Regions from separate parts of the Mus musculus genome. Here region 2 is linked to region 1. A link is a loop called in an ENCODE intact Hi-C map of the cell type or tissue named here. Cell type or tissue: heart. All regions are shown on one strand. Each heading gives the region's core, and the rest is flanking DNA. Links, peaks and the distances in the headings are about the cores only.

Evidence for each region. Peaks named below come from ENCODE experiments on the same cell type or tissue, not always from the same donor. Only the 100,000 strongest peaks of a DNase experiment are listed, where the experiment ranks them.
Region 2: it touches region 1 in a loop (5-fold over the local background); 4 of 42 quality-filtered maps call a loop at or near these places.

What each region holds. Positions count from the first base shown.
Region 1 is chr1:130,779,809-130,789,952 of GRCm38, forward strand. Gm28856 (predicted gene 28856) reads left to right here. Exons shown (of 4, transcript NR_151623.1): 3 at 1,134-1,298; 4 at 2,304-4,625. It also overlaps a transcript of Fcamr not described here. Among named protein-coding and RNA genes, the nearest start is that of Fcamr, 16 kb to the right of the region's middle. In heart, for the core only: CTCF peaks have their summits at 4,515 (motif pointing left) and 7,365; no DNase peak of the experiment used is centred there; H3K27me3 peaks cover 829 bases.
Region 2 is chr1:130,712,224-130,722,367 of GRCm38, forward strand. It overlaps Pfkfb2 (6-phosphofructo-2-kinase/fructose-2,6-biphosphatase 2), which reads right to left and starts at 3,598. Exons shown (of 15, transcript NM_008825.4): 1 at 3,498-3,598; 2 at 2,243-2,353. The coding sequence starts at 2,333. Yod1 (YOD1 deubiquitinase) reads left to right here and starts at 5,104. Exons shown (of 2, transcript NM_178691.4): 1 at 5,104-5,588; 2 at 6,493-9,850. The coding sequence starts at 5,261. The coding sequence ends at 7,196. In heart, for the core only: a CTCF peak has its summit at 5,656; DNase peaks (open chromatin) are centred at 3,668 and 5,268; H3K4me3 peaks cover 3,961 bases; H3K27ac peaks cover 2,957 bases; H3K27me3 peaks cover 489 bases.

The DNA.
Region 1 (10,144 bases), core at 1,004-9,003:
CCATAGAGTTGGGATCGCAAGTACCAATCAGCAGCTGTGGTACTACCTAGCAGAGACAGCCAGGCCTCAGCCTTCACATGAGTCAGCAGGAGGGACCAGGAGGAATGCCAGGAGAGAAGCTATGCTTCTCTCAGGGAAGTGAAGATCTTTGCAAACATGGAAGACCCACTAACATTGAAAAGCTAACTCTAAAAGCAAGCCAAGCTCAGCCTCCGTCACTGTGGTCAAGTCCTATTTATACCTTCCAAACATCACGTGACCTCCACATGTCTTGCCTCAGCACATGCATCTTTCTTAGTTGACATCACTCTGCCAATCAGCCCAAGTCCACAGAAGCAGCAAGAAGTTGCAACATATCACTAGAAGTTTTTTGGTGCATTCTCTATGGAGGCCCGACAAATGCAGCTCAGCTATGCAATGTAAGGCAGACCAATACATGGGTGTCATTAACAAAGAATCCTTCATCACGTGTCCTTTCATGTGCTTGCTTTAGCAAAACATCCTTTCTTCTGTGTCTGCTTCACAAGTCTGCCTTAGTCTTTCATCTTTGTCCATTCCAGGAAAACATTCCTTCACATGTTTGCCCCAGCAAAACACCATCCAATCAACTTTCCAAAGAACCCTTAAGTTTCCACATCATTTTCCTATATTTTTTTCATTGTCATAGCTTAATGTTGTGGACATATTCTCCTTGTTTGAAGTTTTTTTTTCTTCTTTTCATGCATACTTTAATAAGCAATGTCAAGATACTCAATATATTCAAACATATACTATATTAATGTACTCAAACATATCCATCATTTCATTTCATCTGTGAATTGTCTCTAAAAGTTCATTTTCAAAGTTATGGAGACTGGCAGTCCAAGGTCACCATGGTAGGAGACCCAGTGCATGGTAACAGCCTGGTTCTTGGTTCTTAGTATACTGATGGGAAAAGAACATATATTGTCTTTCTCTTCAGCTAGGGCTTCTCAAATAGTTCTTTCCCAGATGTGTTTTTTCCTACATGAAAGTAATGCATATTTCTTGTTAAAGTCATTTTTAGATTACAGTACTTTACTGTTTTCTTAATAATTGTAGTGAATGTGTAACTAAAACCTCTACTGTACTCTCTACTCTGTTCTTGACTATAGAATGCCAATACAACACCAGGGGTGGCAAATAATCCTGGTGCTCAAGAGACTGAGGTGGGAAGACTGCTGCTCATTCAAGGCCAGCCTTGGAGACACAGTATACAAGGCCAAAGCCAGCCTGAGCTCCATAGCACATGCTAGACCAAGGCCAGCCTGAACTACAAGGTAAGACTTGCTCTCAAATAAAAACAAATGCCAAGCACACAGTCTCCCATGCTGGCGGCACTCCGAGTTTGTCTGTTTTAGGGAGTTTTAATTTTGTTCATTTGTTCAGGAGGGGTGTATAGTACACCTTTCTGCCAGCTCAATATGATAAAAAAAAAGCAATAGTTTAAAAAGATAAAATGTTAAAGGGGGAGGTGTGGGGGGAGGCTGGAGAGTTGGCTCAGAGCTTAAGATCAATTGTTGCTCTTGAAGAGGACCCAGGTTCAATTCCAAGCACCCACATGACAGCTCACAACTGTCTATAATTCTAATCCCAGAAGATCTGACATCCTTGTCCAGCCTCCAATGGCACCGGGTATGCAAGTGGTGCATGTGTGCACATGCAGGCAAAAAACTCATGCACATAAAATAATACAATAACTAAATCTTTAAAAATTAAAAAAAGAAACTATTAGTTGTCAATGATATGAATCCCACAAGGGAAATACCAAGTAATTTACATATTCAGTCTAACAATTTGCATATCTATTTAAATCATTGAGAATATATACTAAAGTAACCAATGTAAATGAAAGATACAAATATTAGCTTTATCTTTAATACCATAGCTTTAATTTATTTGTATATGAATGACAAACAGAATATAATTTTATTTTTATTTATTAAAAAAGAACCTAAAATAACTCTAAAAAGAAGTGTGTAAAGATTTAATGTAGGAAAAACATAATTTTTGGAAAAACTATTGGAGAAGACCTACGTAAACAAAAATAAAGTATTTGTGGCAAAATGAAGGATATCAGTCTTCTGCCTACGCCCACTCTCTCCATTTTAACACTCAGAAGGAAAGAAATTCTAGTTAAATATGCATAGAAGCCTTTATGACCCACACTTGGATCAGTGCAAAATACAAAAAGGTGAAATCAATACAGATATTCAGTGAAATCATTTATATTAGCAAAATCGATTTATTGCTAACTACTAAGGGACTGATTAAATAACTTACAGTTTGAGCCTATGAGAGAATGATCCCAAACTGTCTGAGGTGATTGAAATCAGTTAACAAGTCAGACCGGTGACAGCATGAAACATGATGGAAAGAGTCTTTTGGAAGTAAGTGGTTGACTTAATAAACTTTTTAGACCAAACTTTTAGACCAAAGTAAATGTTATAAATCTAATCAAGTTCTAAATTTTAAATTTACTTTATTCTCCCCACACTCTGTGTGTGTGTGTGTGTGTGTGTGTGTGTGTGTGTACAGAAGCTCATGATGTAAAACAGAGGTGTGGAGGTGTCAGAAGATAATGTGTGGGAGTTGGTTCTCTCCTTCCACCTTTAAGTGGATGTTGAGGCTGTCAAGCATGGGTGATAAGACCTTTAGATACTGAGCCACTTGCCAACCTTCAGGTCCTTTTGAGTGTAGAGATAGTAAATATCTATTATTAGAAGCATCAAAAGCATGCATCAATGAATTGAACCTTCGGCTCTTCCTTAAATATCTACAAATATATTGCTCCTTTCAGTAGGCTGGATAGATAAAACTAGACAGCTGATCCTTTCCATATTTAAACCTATACTTATCCAAAAGCTCACACTTCTCAGCTTTGAGGATAAATACAACTTCTTTCCTGATTTTATAATTCTGTGGAATTCAGTTGGTACTGCCCATGGACTGCTATCTGCATGGACTTAATACAAAGGAGTCAGGAGAACCAGACAGCAGTGTCTCCACTGCAACGTGAATCACTACACAGCATCTCAAAGACTGACAGAGGGAGCTCGTCACGCAGTGCATGCTGGGATTTGGGAAACCGAAGTGAGCTCAGCGCACACCTGTAACCTTAGCACTAAACCATCAGCTCCAGGTCAGCTTGGGATATGTAGCAAGATTCCATCTAAAAGGAAAAGACCTCATCGTTTATGCCTTCAAGTCATTAGACTAAGGCTCACAGTATTTCTACTATTACTTTTGGGAATAAACAATTCAATTTCCAGAGCAAAACCTTAAATCTCATTTGAACAATGCACTCAGTTTAACAGGATGCTTTTGGGGTGACACGGTTATTGATTTTATTTTGTTTTAGAATAGAGTCTCATATCATCCTTAAGCTTGAGATCACCATCCTCAGCCTCCCAGCATGGGGAGGGGTGATGTGCACACGTCTGGCTCCTGTCAGAGTGCTTTGTGAAATATAGCATCATACAATGCAGAAGCAGACAGTTACATTTACTTCATGTGTAAGACCCACAATAAAAACAGTGATCATTTAAGTCATGGTACAAAAACCACATAAAATTAGAGCCTGTTTTTCAGCTATTCTTTGACTATTTTTCAATCTGTAAAAGGCACTACGGGACATTCAATAAGGGCTAGAGACAGAGCTGTCACAGGCTGCAGCTTTGATCTGTGTACCGTGATAATACTGGCGACAAATAAATAACAGTCTAAAGCTGAGGATTTAAGAAGAATCTGAGCCTTTGGTGATGCTGTCGGATCTGTTATGTGGATTTTTTTTTTGACATAATGTGAATAAATGACAGTCACACAACATTAGGGCTTAAGAATCTTAAGTGATCAACTGAAATAATTATGAGGAGCTGGGGAGATAGCTCAGTGGTTAAGAGCACTGGATTAAGATTGGTTAAGAGTGGTTAAGAGGTCATCTCCCAGAGGACCTGGGTTTCATTCCTAGAATCCATGTGATCTTTCACAACCATCTGTAACTCCAGTTCCAGGGGATCCAACTCCCTCTTCTGTCTTTTGTCAGCACTAGGAATGCATCTGCCATTAAAATAATAATAATAAATGTAAATTAAAGAAATGCATACCAATCATTTGGAGGACCTGAGTTCAGTTCTCAGCATACACATGGCAGTTTACAGCTGTCTGTAACTCCAGTTCCAGAAGGATCTGAGACCGTTTCCTGGAGTCCAGGAGACACAGGCGCTCACACGGTATGTTTACATATATGTAGACAAAACACTCAAATACATGAAGTAAAAATAAACAACAGTGACTCATTTGTCTGGACTTTGTAAAATTACTTGTTTCCAATTGTAATTAAATTAAGCTAAGCACATTCTCTAGAAGGGTTCCAGGTTGCCAACGACTTGATGACCAGATTATATGCTAACTAAAAGTAGCCTGAAGAACGAACAGCCTTTTCTGTTCACGGAACAGAGCTGCCAAATTCTTTCTGCCAGCTGGGTTCCCCCTAGTGGCCCACACAAGTTACTTAGCCAGCAGATCAAAGCAACTCATCTTACAAGGTGATGCAGAAGGTAACAGGTAAAGTTAGTTCCCTTAACTCAATGAAAAAAAGCTTCTCCAAAAATAAATAAACAAATAAATAAATAAATAAATAATAAAATAAATAATAAAATAAAATAAAAGAAATGGAAAGCAAGGAAGGAAGGAAGGAAAAAAGAAAAGGAAAGGAAAGGGAAGGGAAGGGGAGGGGAGGGGAAGGGAGGAGAGGGGAGGAGAGGAGAGGAAAAAGGAAAAAGAAGGAAAAAGGAAAAAGGAAAAAGGAAAAGGAAAGGAAAGGAAAAGAAAGAAAAGAAAAGAGAAAAGGAACTCTATAAAATAAGTAGACCCTTTTAAAATTTTGCCATGGGATTTTTATTATATTTATCATATTATTCTTATCTCTCTTGTCCCTTCCCCTCACATTAATCTCTTTTCTCAACTTGTTTCTTTTTCTTTTTTTAAAAATAATATCTCTTATTATATGGTTTCATATATGTGTAACCATGTATACTTATCATCATCTCTCTCCCCCCTCATGTTCTCCCCCTTTTTGACTTTGTAACCACTGTGTCCTCCAATCAGTGCTGTCTGCTGGAATGTTCATTGACCATGTTCCCCCATCTTGTGTGGGCAACTATAGCTGCAGTGAAGGCAATGGCCGTGTCACACACAGAAGACACCATTCCATAGCGTGTCTCCCCATCCCCTGGCTCTTACATTCTTTTCTTTCCCACTTCCATGATGGTTCCTGAGCCTTGAGGAGTGGCGGTTGACACAGACATCCCATTTATAGGTGGGTATTCAACAGTCATTTATTCTTTGTATTGTTTCCCACTGTCTTCATCGGGATGTCAATACTTCTTTTGATGCTGCTGGAAAGTGTTGTTATTTCCCCCAGGAGACTGGAGATGCTGTAGAGAGATAGCTGGTCCCAGAGCACGCCCTGAAGGAGGGAGCGCAACCATCTGTGTTCTGTGGGAAACCTGAGAGCAACAACGCAGGTTGTTCCAATTTTGTGGGAAAATATGGAGGACAAATAGGCCTTGAGTGCTCAGACCATGTGTCTTTAAATAACAGAGAGGTAGGTAAACTTTTCTCTGGCTTTTGGTATATTCAGAGTATACAACTGTGAAGCTATTATTTTTATACTTAAGACAGTGTGTCACTGCTTTAGATCCCCTAACATTCTCGCTTCCATTACTCAGGTGCTAGAACGTGAGTGGGCACCATCATGAAACCTATTTTGTAACAGCAGCTTGCTCCTGTCCTCTGCTTAGCTGTCTCTGGGAGTTGGTTTGGATACAAACCGAGTTTCTTAAGAGTGATACTGCAGGGAGGCTCTATCCTTATAAAACAAAAATCAGGAAAGCTGTCCTACAAGACAAGGCAGGAGGAAAATCAACAACACAACCATATGTATACATATGTATAGAGGATCTAGGTCCAGCCAATTTGTGCTCTTTGGTTGGTGGTTCAATCTCTGTGAGCTCCCATGGGCCCAGGTTAGTTCGCTCTATAGGTCTTCTTACGTTGTCCTTAACCCCTCCGACTCCTCAGTCTTTCCCTGGACTCTTCCACAAGACTCCCTGAGCCCTACCTAATGTTTGGCTCTGGATCTCTGCATCTATTTCCATCTGCAGCTAAATGAAGCCTCTCAGATGGCAGCTGTGCTAGCTAGGCTCCTGTCTGCAAGCATAGCACAGTATCATCAGTAGTGTCAGGGCTTGGCTTTCTTCCACACAGTGGGTCTCACGTTGGATCAGTTACTTATTGGCTATTCCTGAAGAAAATTGGGAGTAGTTCTACCTCAAGACCCAGCTATACCACCCCTGGGCATATACCCAAAAGATGCTCTACCATCCCATAAGGACACTCGCTCAACTATGTTCATAGGAGTTTTATTCATAATAGTCAGAAACTGGATACAACCCAGATGTCCCTTAACCAAAGAATGGACAAAGAAAATGTGATACATTTACACAGTGGAATACTACTCAGCTATTAAAAACAAGGATATCATAAAAATTTCAGGCAAATGGATGGGACTAGAAAATATTATGAGTGGGTGTAACCCAGACCCAGAAAGGCATGCATGGTATGAACTCACTTTTAAGTGGATATTAGTCATGAAGTACAGGATAACCATGCTACAATCCAAAGACCCAGAAGGGGAAATAAAATAGACATCAGCAGTGGATGGAGAGAGGGAACTGGATGGAGAGAGTAACAGAGGTGGGGATCAGGTACGAGGAGAGCAGGTGTAGGGGGTGAGAGGGATGGGAGAGAGAAGAGGAATCAGTGGGAAGAAGTCACCTCTGGGACAAGCTGGAGACCTAGAACAGGAAAGGCTCCTGAGAGGATATGGGGGTGACCCTAGCTGATACTCCTAGCAGTAGTGGGGGTATGGAGGCTGAAATGGCCACTCCTGTGACCAGGAAGGACTTTCAGTGAAGGGAGGGGGACACAACCCACCCACAAAACTTTCCACCCAAAATTTCCACCAAAATTATAAGATGTGCAGGGATAAAGATGGAGAAGAAAGTCCTTTTAAAATAGGCATAATGGCATTTAGTTTTTGTGTTAGAGAACCCAAAGGTCTTTCACATACTATCAACATTGTATGAGGCATACAGGGTGGCCAGGGTAGTCCATCTAAAAAGGAGGCTTCATGCTGGGAATAAACGTAAGAAAATAGGAAAATGACTGATTTTCCTCAGCAAAGATTCCTGTTCCATTGCTGCTAAAGGGCTTCCTGGGAGGGTCCTGAGTTCCACCTGCTGTCTTACACAGTGACTGCAAGCTGGCTCTGCTCTGTGCCACCTCAGTCTCTCTAGCCATGGAGGCTTTCTGACACAAGGAGGCAGCACCTCCAGGTGAAAACCCTGCTGCAGCTGGTGAACCCTTGCAGGATCTTCTGGTAGGGAAAAGTATTGCTAGGAGTATGGAGGAGCTTGGTCCCTGATAGAAGGGTTGGAAGACGGCCCCCTGCCAAGACCGCACCCCCCAATTCCACCCCATGTCCGACCACCATTGTCTTTCTCTCTCCCTCTCTCTCCCTCCCCCTTTCCTTCCCCCTCTCCTCCTCTCCCCTTCTCCCCCTCCCCTTCCCTCCCTCTCCCCTTCTTCTTTAACTTGCCAGATAACCTTGACTATGCAAGCCACTGAGACTTTAGGGTTCGTCTTCTGCATGGGTCTATCAAGAAGCTAATTGATGTATCCATTTTGTCTTAGGTTCTTTATCCTCTCTTAGGCAAAATAGTTGTAAAGAAAAACTGAGTGAGTCCCATCTCAGCTACACAAAAATCAACTCAAAATGATTCAGAAAACTTAACTTAAAAATCTGAAACTACTGCAGGAAAATACTTCAGGCTGCAGATAGAATAAAAGACTGTCTTGCTTTTTTTCTGGTGCATTTTGAACTTTTATTAAAAAACATTGGCTTTCTTTCTCTCTGTGTTCCATATAGCTAAGCATGATAAGATGGGGGGGGGGTTTACGTGTCTGATACCCATCTTTCTATAGGACACCATACTGGTCTGAGAGTCATTTAATCATAGAACAGTATGAAATAATTCTGAAAATGAATTTTTCTGACAAAAAAAAATCATACACCACAGTAGAACTGGCCTTATGGAAGGTAGCATTTTTGTTCCCCAAATAAAAATAAATAAGTAATCTGTTCCACTTTATGCAAAGAACAAGATGTATTTTGAATTGGATCACTCCGAGCAAGTTGGGTGGATCCTAACATTTGTGGGCATAAAAGTAGATTTCATATAGTATTTCTCTTATTTTTTATTAATTAAAGATGTCCCTTGACAGCTTCCTTCGCGTATATAATGCATGAGGAATACTCTCATCCTCTGCCCTCTCTTCAATTCCCCTCAGCTACCCTTGCAAGTCCCCACAAATACAATTCTCATATTCTTGTCTACATTTTGCAACCAGGGATGTCTCAGTGACATGGATTTGGCTATCCATTGCAGCCTGTTGGACTCAGCAGTGGGTGCAAAACTGTAGACAACGGCTTCCTCTCTCCCTGTCTTCTGGCTCCTACATTCTTCTCACGGCATCTTCTGCAATGTTACTCAAGCCCTAGAGAGTGTGCTATAAATCCCTGTATCCCTAGTCTCTCCAGGACTTTTATCAGGAAGGAAAGTTGCGTTTTGCTGCTGGCCTTTCAAGTGTCTAGTGAGAGGATCATGTGGCTTTTAGTCTTTGTGATAGAATTATATTTATGGATTTATTTATGTTGAGCCTTCCCTGTATTCACAGGATGAAGCCAACTTGATCATGGTAGGTCATGTTTTCAGTGTGTCTTGAATTTGAATTGTTAAGATTTTATTGAGAATTTCATAGAGGATATTTGCATGTTTGTAGAGGATAGTTGGTTAGTATTTTCCTTTGTGTTGGGTTTTTGTGTTGTTTTGATACCAGGGCAACAACAGCTTCATAAAAAGAATTAGAGCCTGCTGACTCCCATGCCATGCAGTGAAGACAAGAAAAGACACCCTGAGACTTGCCTGCTGCTGCATGGCTTGGGAGGGTTGTACACTCCTAGAGATCCTCTTGCAACCACACCATGTGGGTCAGACAGAGGAGGTCACCCAGAGGGTGTCTGCCTGCAGCAGGAGCCACTACAATGTGCAAGTATATGATGGATAGATGGGAAAAAAAAGAGAAGAGGAATAGTTTAAGCATTATGAATAGTGACCAAACTGGAGACTTGAGAGTAGAGAGGAGTAGCCTGTTGTAAGTGGCCAGCCACACCACTGGAGCCGTGGTGAGGTTCCAGGCCAAACTGCCACTGAGGGCCATGTCTAGATCCATGGCTACTCATCGGCAGAGGTTGGTGTCGTTGTATGAGGATCATATTATCACTAGAGAACATGGAGATGTACCCGGTTTGGCAACTGACTGGGACTACATGGGGATGTTCAGGGACTTGTACAGAACTGTTCCTGCCCCTCACTGGCTTTGGTGCTCTGGAGAGCTGGCTCCACCTCTCCCCGTGGCAGGATTTGGGAGAGCAGACGCTGCCCCTCAATTAGGAAGCATAGTAGAGCTGGTCCAGGCCTCAAGGGCAGTAGATGAGCTGACCCCGAGGGTTTAAGAGCAGGAGAGCTGACCCTGCCCCTCATTGCCATGGGGTGGCATGTGCATGGAGGTGATGCCTCTCCCCTCATTGCTCTCCACCTCCAGCAGTTGGGAAAGCTGGCCCAGGGGTCATGAAAGAAGGTAAGCTGGCCCTCCCCTCTTGTTGGTTGCAGCACTTGGGAAAGTGAGCTATGCACCTCGCCTGAATAGCACAGTGAGCTGGCCCTGGTGGAGGGGGCTCAGGTGAGTCAGACCCATGGGGCATAAGTGCAGGAAAGCTGACTCCACCACTCATCTGCCATGAGGTGGTGTTGGGGGTGGGGATAATGTCCTCCCTCCCTGCTTGCTCCTTCTCACCAGTGGTAGCAGAGAGACCTGGTCATGAGAGCAAGAGAACTAGCCACGCCCCTCACTGGGTATAGCACTCAGGAGAAAGTTGTCTATGCACAGGCTGTAGCACAATAGAGCTGCCCTGGAGGCAAAGGCACTGGTGAGCCAGCCA
Region 2 (10,144 bases), core at 770-8,769, 68 kb before region 1:
CTGCCAAGTCTCTGTGCAGAGCGGAGAAAACCAAACCGTATTCTCCTAAGGATCTCACAATCTCATGGGCGAGCCATGACATAAGAAAAACTGAGTACAGAAATGACAACTCAGAGTCCTTTACTTGGGTAGAAAAAGCAGTTTTAAAGAGACTAGACTAGACAAAAAAATAAAAAAAATAAAAAAAATAAAACAAACAAACAAACAAACAACCAGCAGAGTCCGGAGCAGGGATGAGAGTAGATTATGCTGCAATTGAAAGCCCTCCAAGAGCTGTGAAAGGATTAGGAAAGCAGGCAGGAGTGGCTAGCTGAGAACAAGGCAGAGCTAGAAGCGCTGACGATATGAACTGGCTTTCTGAAATCCACTCTTAACCTTCTTTGCTGTCTTTTAGACTACATAGCTAGTACCTGAGCACACTCCTTTTAAGAGGGAGACACCAGATCAGAATAACTGGTCAGAACACTGAAAAGATGACTCTTCACAGGACTCTTAAATTAGGAGATGCTAATAGCATTTAAATGGTAAGTCTGTTTATATGTAATGTTTCAAACGTAAATACAAAGAGTCACTTGTGAAAAATGACAGCAGCTATGTCCAACATTCATGTCAGCACTTGTCTATATATACTTATTTGTTTCTTACATCATTCCTGGGAGAACGATTTACTCTGTTATGAAGTCTAGAGTGTCTCCACTTGATAATGCAGTGAGCTAGGTTAAGAGTAAGAGTGACACCTGTAATCCTAGCACTCTGGGTCTAAGGCGAGAAAATGACGAGTTAATGCCCATCTGGGTTACAGAGTGAGACACTGTCAAAGGAAAGAAGGGAAGGAGAGGAGAAGGTAAAAGGGCAGAGAAAGGACGCTTGCTTCCTTACAGGGTAAACTGAGGAAGAGAGAGGTTAAGCAAATTGCTCAAGGGCTAGCTAGGAAACAGCAAAACCACCATTCAAACCCGGGAAGTCAGACCAAAGGGACTATAATTAAGCATCATGCTGTAAGTTTACTTACGAGACAGTCTGCCTTAGGTGGCAGCTTCTTGCCCTGGCAAGAAAAGGAGACCCTAACCACAGAGATGTGCCAAGCTCAGTATTCTAACTGCATCAATCCAGCATATGCCTCATGGACGCCAGATAAAAGAGCATGAAATAACAAGAAAGTGCATGACACCATAATGCAGCTCTGAGATAACTGACCAGTCAGATCTCACACTAACCACCTCCTTCTACCTACGCATACACATAAGCACTTCTCCATAAAGGGAGAACTGACCAGGGGGGTTCCAGAAAGAAGAGTGCTAGAAGGCTCCTGAGGTTTCCAGAAACCTTCCAGAGGACCAAGTCCCCAGACTTCTAGGGAAGTGTACAGCCTTGCTTAGGAATGTAGAGTCCAGGGAACAAGAAATGATGCTTGAGTCCCCTGCCACCATTTCTGCCATCTCTGTATATTAAAATGCTTGTGTGAAAGAATCTGCAAAACCCCAAAGCTAACCCTGCAAGAACTTCAAGCACCCGACACTGAGTCACATGTCAGAGCTCATTCCCCTCGGGGCAGGGAGGAACAGGACAAGGGCTGGCTCTCACCTGCATCTTGGGTTAGTTTTTTAAGACAGGTCTCAAGTAACCCAGGCTTACTCTGAACTAAGTATGTGTGGTTGTGCACACCCTTGAACCCCTCATCCTCTGCCTCCACCTCACCAGGGCTTAAATTATGGGTGGGGACCACCATGCCCGGCTTCTGCCTTCAATATATGCAATGAGTGTTGCCTTCCAAGAACACAGTCCAAGAGATAAAAGGAACTGAGAGTGACAGCCCCAGGTTACTTGCGTACCTTGACACTTGGCCATCCTATGTATAAAATAACTTGCTCTAGCTCCCACATACCCCTAATGAAAGCATCAAGAAGCCCCAAGGATACTAAGCCTACTAGTTTGAGACAGGGAACTGCTCACTGTGGACTCTGTCTTAAGTCCTATGCCATGTGTCTCACACATCTGTACTCAAGAGGTTATAAGAGGAAACTTGCATGATGAGTCAGAGGGCAGCCTGGGTTACACTGCAAGTCCCCAGCAAGTCAGGGTTCTGTGCTAAGATCCAAACGCAAAATAAATAAAACATAAACTGCCATGCAAAGAATTACTCCCCACCCCCACAGAGAAAAAGAGTCTAGGATACAAATACATTTCTGGGACAAAAACCCCACGAGGGATCCGCAGCCAGTCACTCTTTACCAGAACTCACAGCATGTCTTCCCTGCCCTTCGCAGATTTGAGGCGTGGGGTTTATAGCTGCTGTTGCAGTCTTCTGGGGAAAATGTACTATTCTCAGACATGGTAGTTCTTCAGGAGGCACCTGGGAAAGGAGAGATAATAAAATAGAAGGAAGGGAAGGAAGGTATCCCTAAAAATGGTGCAGAGAATTAGTGTGACAAAGGGAAGAAGCCCCTACCAAGATCCAGGTCCAGCCTCTTGCTCCTACTTCACAAACACTTGTTCTTGGGTGTCACAAACCTGACTCCTCACGTATACAGCTGCACCCCAACTTTGCAGTTCTTTGCTGACTTGGTTCACACTCATACATCTCAAACCCAGCAAGCCTTCCAGTAATCTTAATAAAGCAGATTTTCCTAGCATGATTACTTCGTCTTATTTTACAGAATTGACAAATGAAGATAACCAAAGTACCTTGTTCAAGTTTCTTGCCCTCACATTCTAAGTTTAAGAATACAGACAGAACAGAGGTGGGAATCAGAAGCGCTGGAGATGCGGAGAGATGAAGTGCACTTGATCAAGAAAGCAACCCCAATCCAAAGGAAAAACTCAGTCTCGGCGGGGGGGCGGGGGGGGGGAGAAGGAGGGAGGGAAGGAGAGGGAGAGAGGGAAGGAGAGAGAGAGGGAAGGAGAAAAAGGAGAGGGGAAGAGGGAAGGAGAGGGAGGGGAAGAGGGGGACAGGGAGAGAAGGGAGAGAATGAGAATGAATTTGGAAACTGGTGAGAGGGACGGACGGGGTGAAAGCACACTCTAGGAAGGAAGAACTGTAGTGGAGCTGTGATAGCCCTAGCATGTTACATTCTCTGACGTTCTCCACCCTCCCTGCCCTTTCCTATCCATACCCTAGGGCGCAGCGGAAGTAAATGACTTATGGAATGTTACCTGCAAAATAAGCCTTGCGTCCTGATATCAACTAGGGTGAGAGGGACTGGGACTCACTACTCAAACCCCGATGCCAAGGAGCTCAAGACAAAAGATTCTATTTAAAAAAAGGAAAAAAAGAAAAGAAAAGAAAAAAGAAAACCCGTGCACGGCTCCTGGCCTGACAGAGCCAATTCTCCAGTCCTCACTCCGCAGCTGCGGCTCAGTGTCCCTGAAGGGCTGCACGCCCAGGAGCGTCACCCGGAGCTACACTTCCCGAAAGCACGAAGCACTGTCGCTCTGCACCATCCCCGCGCCCGCGCAGCACCCCAGCCCCGCGTCCAGACTGCTCAATTACCGCTCACCCTATGACCTGTCCTATTCGTCCTCCCTGCTGTAGACCCAGTGTCGCCACCGGAGCACCGGGTACCAAAGCTGGCAGACAGACTGAAGTAGTCCGGGCTCCGGGGGTTGGGGCGAGTCACGTGGGGCGCTTGGCCCCGCCCACGCTGGCGTCAGCCCTCACCTGGAGGCACGCTGGACCAATGAAGCACCTGCAGGGCAGGGGGCGGGCTCCTGGGGTCTGGGAGGACCTGTGACAGCCTAAGGCTGTCAGCTCGCAAAGCAGCCGGCCCAGGGGAGCTTGGTGGCATTGTTGCCTGGAAACAAATGGAGCTGGAGGCGGGGTGAATTAAAAGCCTTCCCTTCCCCCCCCCCCTTCCCTTATTCTCGCGAGACCTGTTTGGCTGACATCTTGCGTGGGAGTGACTGGTGAAAAGTGAGGCTTAACGCCTTCGTTCCTGAATCTCCAGCTAGACTAGGTTCTGGGAGGTTGAGGTCGGCTTGTAAAGATGCCTTGCTGGCTACCAGAAGGCAAGAGCTAACTAACTACAACTTCTGGTCAGCATCCTTGGAGCCTATGGATCCGGGAGCCTCCCATTCACCAGACAGGTGACTCCAAAGCATGTTCCTTGATTTCCCCCTCCATCCCTGGACCCAGGCTACATTATCTGTGGTCATCTGGAAGAGCCAAGGAGGAGGAGAAGTGCACCCGCTCCTGGTGTGAGGGTACAGAGGGACAGATTCGCTGTAACTGATTCACAGTAGAGGCTGTTGCAGTGGGGTTTATATCTCCCAGAACTACTTTTCAAAGTCACTCCCCCTGCACACCATTGGTACCTGACAATGCTTGACAGTCCAGAGTGGGGAGGGGGACTTGTTTGCTGCTTTGGCTAAACGGTGGGGGAGGGACCCTAGAACTGTTTTCACTCCTTCCTTCTTGACCCGAGAGTCAAGTCATCTTCCACACAATCCAAATATGCGTTTCACACCCCCGCGGCGAGTTCCAGCGTGCTACGAACTGTCATTATTCGGCGTTTACTGCACACCTTTAGAACTATGGTCAAGGCAGTCTCGGGCTCCCGGGCTACAGAGTTGGAAACTGGCTAGCTATCTGGTCAGGTCTCCTCTCTGCCCGTCTGTCTTCTGTCTCTCGGCCACCGCGAGGACTGCGTTGCCATGATGAAGTGTCTTCCTACTGGGATACGAGGAATCGGACTGGAATCCTGATGACCAAGAGTGAGTCCTCTTGAGCCCTGCCACCAACCGCGGGAGTGAGGCGATCGCCCCAGGCACGGCTGCTGACCTCATACAGTCTTTCTGAGGTGGCAGATGGACGCTTTCAAGTTCGTCTCACGGGACTCCCCGCTCGTCCCGTCCACTTGGCCTCAATGAATCAGTTCGGCGCAGCCACGAACCCCGCCAGCGGCGTGACTGTTTGGTGGGTCCTTCTGACCTCTCTTGGCATTTGTTTACCTTCCCGACGATGAGTCGGCTCTGCCTGGTGTTTGGGAGGCTGCTTTCATCATTGGCGACCTCCCTGCAAGGTGACATTCTGCTCTGCTAGACTCGGGAACTCCTTCCCCGCCCTCCTCCCTGGAGCATAAATGCTGCCGACGCGAAGCTCGCCTCACCGGAGCGCTCGGGAGAGCCGGCCGACCCCCAACCCTCACCCGCGGCCGCCCTTGCCACTTTAAGAGCCCGCGCCGTTTTTGGAAGGACCGAGGCCGAGTCCCCCCCACCCCCCACCGAGGTGTCGCGAGAAGCGCCCCAGCGGCCACCTCTCGCGATGTTTGGAGGCGCCAAAGGCGGCCATTTTGGGGTCCCCCCCGCTGGTTACTCCGGCGCTGTCCCCCAGTCTGAGGCTGGGACCAAGGCTGGCCCCGCAGGAGGCCGGCCGGCCGACACTATGTGGCGGGTCCGCTGCAAGGCCAAGGGTGGCACCCACCTTTTGCAGGGTCTTTCCAGCCGGACCCGCTTACGGGAGCTGCAGGGCCAAATCGCCGCTATCACCGGCATCGCTCCCGGCAGTCAGCGAATCCTCGTTGGCTACCCGCCCGAGTGCCTGGATCTCAGCGACCGGGACATCACTCTTGGGGACCTGCCCATCCAGTCAGGTACGGGCACCGGCCGGGGCCGGGGAAGTCTTGGAGGACGTGGAGGGGAGAAGAGTGAAGCTAGTAAGGCAGAGTGCCGATGTGACAGCTAGGGGCTTCGAGGACCAGAACTCCGGGAAGGCCGGGGCAGGTGTCAAGTCCTTTACTTGTGATTTAGAGACAAGGCTGGAGTCTTGAAGTCCCCTGTTCCCCAAGCCTGCTTCCAGGTCATTTGTTTCCTCTGCTTTCCCAAAGGACAGCAGGACCCTTGTTCCCTGACGGGATGGTTCTTTTTCCCTATCCCGATCAGCAGGTCAGCGGTTGAGATACCAATTTTTCGTTTTCCCTGTGTGTTAATTTCTTTTTATCTTGTGTCTCATATATATATATATATATATATATATATATATATATATATATATATATATATATATACATACATACATACATACATACACACACACACACACACACACACACACTTGGACGTTGTGTTTATTGCTGTAGAATTAACCAACAGCAGTTACTTGTTCCCAGGTTTAGAACTTGAACGTCAGTGTTGACCATTCAAAGCTTTTTCCATTTTGTGGCAAGGCCCCTCGAATCGAGCTGTCAGATGGTATAGGCATGCGAAGTGCAAAGAACACCCCAGTGACCTACCTAGTCTGTGGAGAACATCTGAAAGATTTGGTTTTTAAGTTGAAATGCAGCGCGGAGCATTTTGTTCTGTTTGCCTCTTTCTGAAGACACTGAACTAAACACAAACAAACTTAGAGAGTTACTGGCCTCTTGTTTACAAAGTTGTGTTCTCCTTGGTAACCCGCTTTATACTTTTAACTCCTTTGCTTTCTAATTTTCTGAGTTGGCTAATAAACACCCAATCTATAATTTCTCTGCAGTTCTGGATTTGTTTTATTTTTGACAGGTGACATGCTGATTGTTGAAGAAGACCAAACCAGACCAAAAGCTTCACCTGCGTTTTCAAAATATGGTGCTCCTAGTTATGTCAGGGAAGCTCTGCCTGTGCTTACCAGAACCGCAGTCCCAGCAGACAACTCTTGCCTCTTTACCAGTGTGTACTATGTCGTGGAAGGAGGAGTCTTGAATCCAGCTTGTGCCCCTGAGATGAGACGCCTCATAGCACAAATTGTAGCAAGTGATCCAGTCTTGTATAGTGAGGCGATACTGGGAAAGACAAACGAAGACTACTGTGATTGGATCAGAAGGGATGATACGTGGGGGGGGGCAATCGAGATCTCAATCCTGTCTAAGTTTTACCAATGTGAAATATGTGTAGTAGATACACAGACAGTCAGAATTGATCGTTTTGGGGAAGATGCAGGATATACCAAAAGAGTTCTGCTTATCTACGATGGCATTCACTACGATCCGCTTCAGCGTAACTTCCCTGATCCAGATACCCCTCCTCTGACCATTTTCTCCTCAAATGATGATATTGTTCTTGTACAAGCACTGGAATTAGCTGATGAAGCTAGAAGAAAGAGACAGTTCACTGATGTAAACCGCTTCACCCTGAGATGCATGATCTGTCAGAAGGGCCTAACCGGACAAGCAGAAGCAAGGGACCATGCCAGGGAGACAGGCCATACCAACTTTGGAGAGGTGTGATCTATTCATAAGAGTGGGAGCCTACTACCTCACAGATCCAGAAGGCTCTGGGTTTTCCAATAAGCTATTCATAACCCTACAGAATAGAACACAATGCTTGGACCATCCTTTTATCCTAAACTAGTATGACTGACACTGAAATTCCTTGTTAAGATTAAAATCAGTGTGCAAGTTTACAGATGTGTGTCTACACTAGTGGCATGCCCTCTTTCTACTGGGGGTCGGAATAAGGTGGTTTTGGCCACTTGGGATGCTAACCCGAAGACTGGATTATATTATAAACCAGCACCTAGTGGCTTTAGCTTATAGAAGAAAACATCATATTTTAGGTAATGTGGAAAGCCTTGTGGAGGGCCACTGGACATATACCACAATGTCTCCAGTAGTTGATTCCTTTTAATAACTTTGAATGAGTTAGTAGTTTCTAAATTCTGAATTGATCCATCAAATGAAGATACTCAGAATTGTCAAAACTTTTTATATTGCAATTTGGTAGACTTTATAAGTGTATCTAACTACTTACAAGTATATTGAAAGCAATTTTACGGGGAGAAGTATGTCCCTTGAGAATGTTATCTAAAACAGGGATTAATATGGCCCTGTTGCGATTTCTAGTGTATAAAAGTAGAATGTATAAGGGGAAAAGGTGCCTGAAGCAGCTTCCTGAAGCTTTAAAAGACTGTTGGCCTCTTGTTTTAATGCAATTCATGTATTGTTATTTGTCACATTAGGTAATTTTTTTTTTCAGTGAAGCAGGGTATGCCTTTTTAATTGCTAATTTAGTTTAAAATTCAAGAAGTATCTTGAAAATTTGAGTGTTTAGTTCTTTTGTTTTTTTTTTTTTTACATACATATAAATTTTTCTGAAGGGATTTGATTTCCTCAGCTCTTCAGCTCAAAGCACTTCTTACTAACAAGTCTTCCTCTAAAGTGTCAATGGAATGCTTTGGTTTCCTGAAACTCTTTTCCGTAGAGAACAGTATTCATAGATCCACTATGATCTTTTGGATATTTCACAGTTCTGCAAGTTAGTACTTTGTTCATCTGTGATCTTTGACTTTCAGTTTTTAAATAATTGATTTGGTTTGTTTCACTTAGAAAATATACAAAGTTTTAAAATCCTTGCCTTATACAGCTCTCTCAGAATATTGCTACCTAGTGTTAGGTATGTAGCCATTTGCTTGATGGATTGATCCTCAAGGCACTTGCTCTCAAAACTTAGCTTCACTATAGAATCTTCCAGGTAAAGTTTTCTACCTCTTAATTCTTCTAAAGATCAGGGATGCTAAGTTATAATTTGTTGTATATCTGTCATACAGTGTATAGAGGCATAATGTTGTGAAGTTTTGTTATCTTGATCTCATTTATTAAATATCTCAGAGAACCATTTACACCAATGTGCTTTAAAGCACTTAACATCTTTCCATGATTCTTCTTAGCAAATGTTTTAAAATCAAAGTCAACCCTTAGCCTTTTACATGGTAATGGTGACCATGTCAAATTAAGGAATATTAAAGTGAACAATTTAGAAAGTTCCTTTAAGGACAATTGAACAATTCACAAAGTATGCTTCAATCATCCAATGAGATTCTCTTTTGTGTTGAGACAAAGTCTCCCTGTGTGTTTCTTGTCGGCCTGGAATTTGTTATATAGACCAGGCTCCTCCAACTCAAAGTGATCCTTCTGCCTCTGCCTTCTGAGTGTTGAGATTACAAGTAGGGGCCACCGTACCTGGCCAGATGACTTTTCTTGAATGCCCTTTGTGCACATAGCCAGTCAGGCAATGGCATTATTATAGTCATATAAGTTGAAAATGTTTTTCTTTTTTGAACTGAGCCTTAAAGATAGTTCTAGTGAGCTTAGGATGCCGGACACTTGGAGGTCATGACATGTAATGACTGTCACAAAAGTCTCTTCAGACCTGTCCTCTGGGTTAGATTTTTTAAATCTCTTTTGTTTTCTCTGTAAAATATTTAATTTAAAGCTGTACATTAAAACTGTAAAATTGGGTTATGCACCGTATTTATAGAGCTTACCTTTACCACTTGAGCATCCAAATTCAATATTTCTAAAAATTTGGATCCAAGTTTGTTCATGCAACAAGTATTTATTGAATAACTTATAATGTGTCAGGCATGTTCTATTTTTTGAAAATAAATTCCTGTCACTTTAAAATTGAGTCTATATAATGTACAGAGGATTTGTTTAGTAAACGTAAAGAAATAGAATGAGCACTGGTATCTTAAAAATCAAGTCTTTGTTCTAAGTGTTATTTGTATGTCTTGTTTAGTATTTATTTAGGGGATTGTTTCTTATTCTATTTTTATCTTTTGCTTGGTTTGTCAGGTAGACACTTGATAGTAAAATGGCTTTCAAAAAGACATTTTAATCATTTGCTGATATGAGAACTGGTTTGAGAGTAGTGTTTTTGTTGTGAAACATTCCAGGTGAAGCATTATATGCAAATTATTTAATTATTAATTTCTGTTCATTCCAAATACAAGCTGTTAAGCCTCATAGAATTTAAAAGATTTGTTTCATATTTTTTCCTGTATTTATTAAGCTCTTGAAATTGTGAGGAAACTCATTTTTAGAATTTTGAAAAAAAAATCTGTGAATTTAGTTGCAGCAACGCTAAAAAAAAAAAAAAAAACACCAAAAACAAAAAGAAAACCTATGTCCTAATGAAACCCATTCTGTCCAGTTTTTGCCTGTCCTACAATAATTATTTTTAATTAAAATGAGTCAATTTACATTAGTGGTAGAATAAAAATTATGCTTTGACCCCATTTCCCCAGTACCCCCCACTCTTTTAGATTAAAGATTCGGTGTGTTTTTATAAAGATACCCTAGTCACAGCAGTAGTCCAAATTAATGTCCCTGGGAATTTTGTGATATGACACCACATGAAGGCATCTAGATGCTACCACATCTTTTGCTAGCGATTC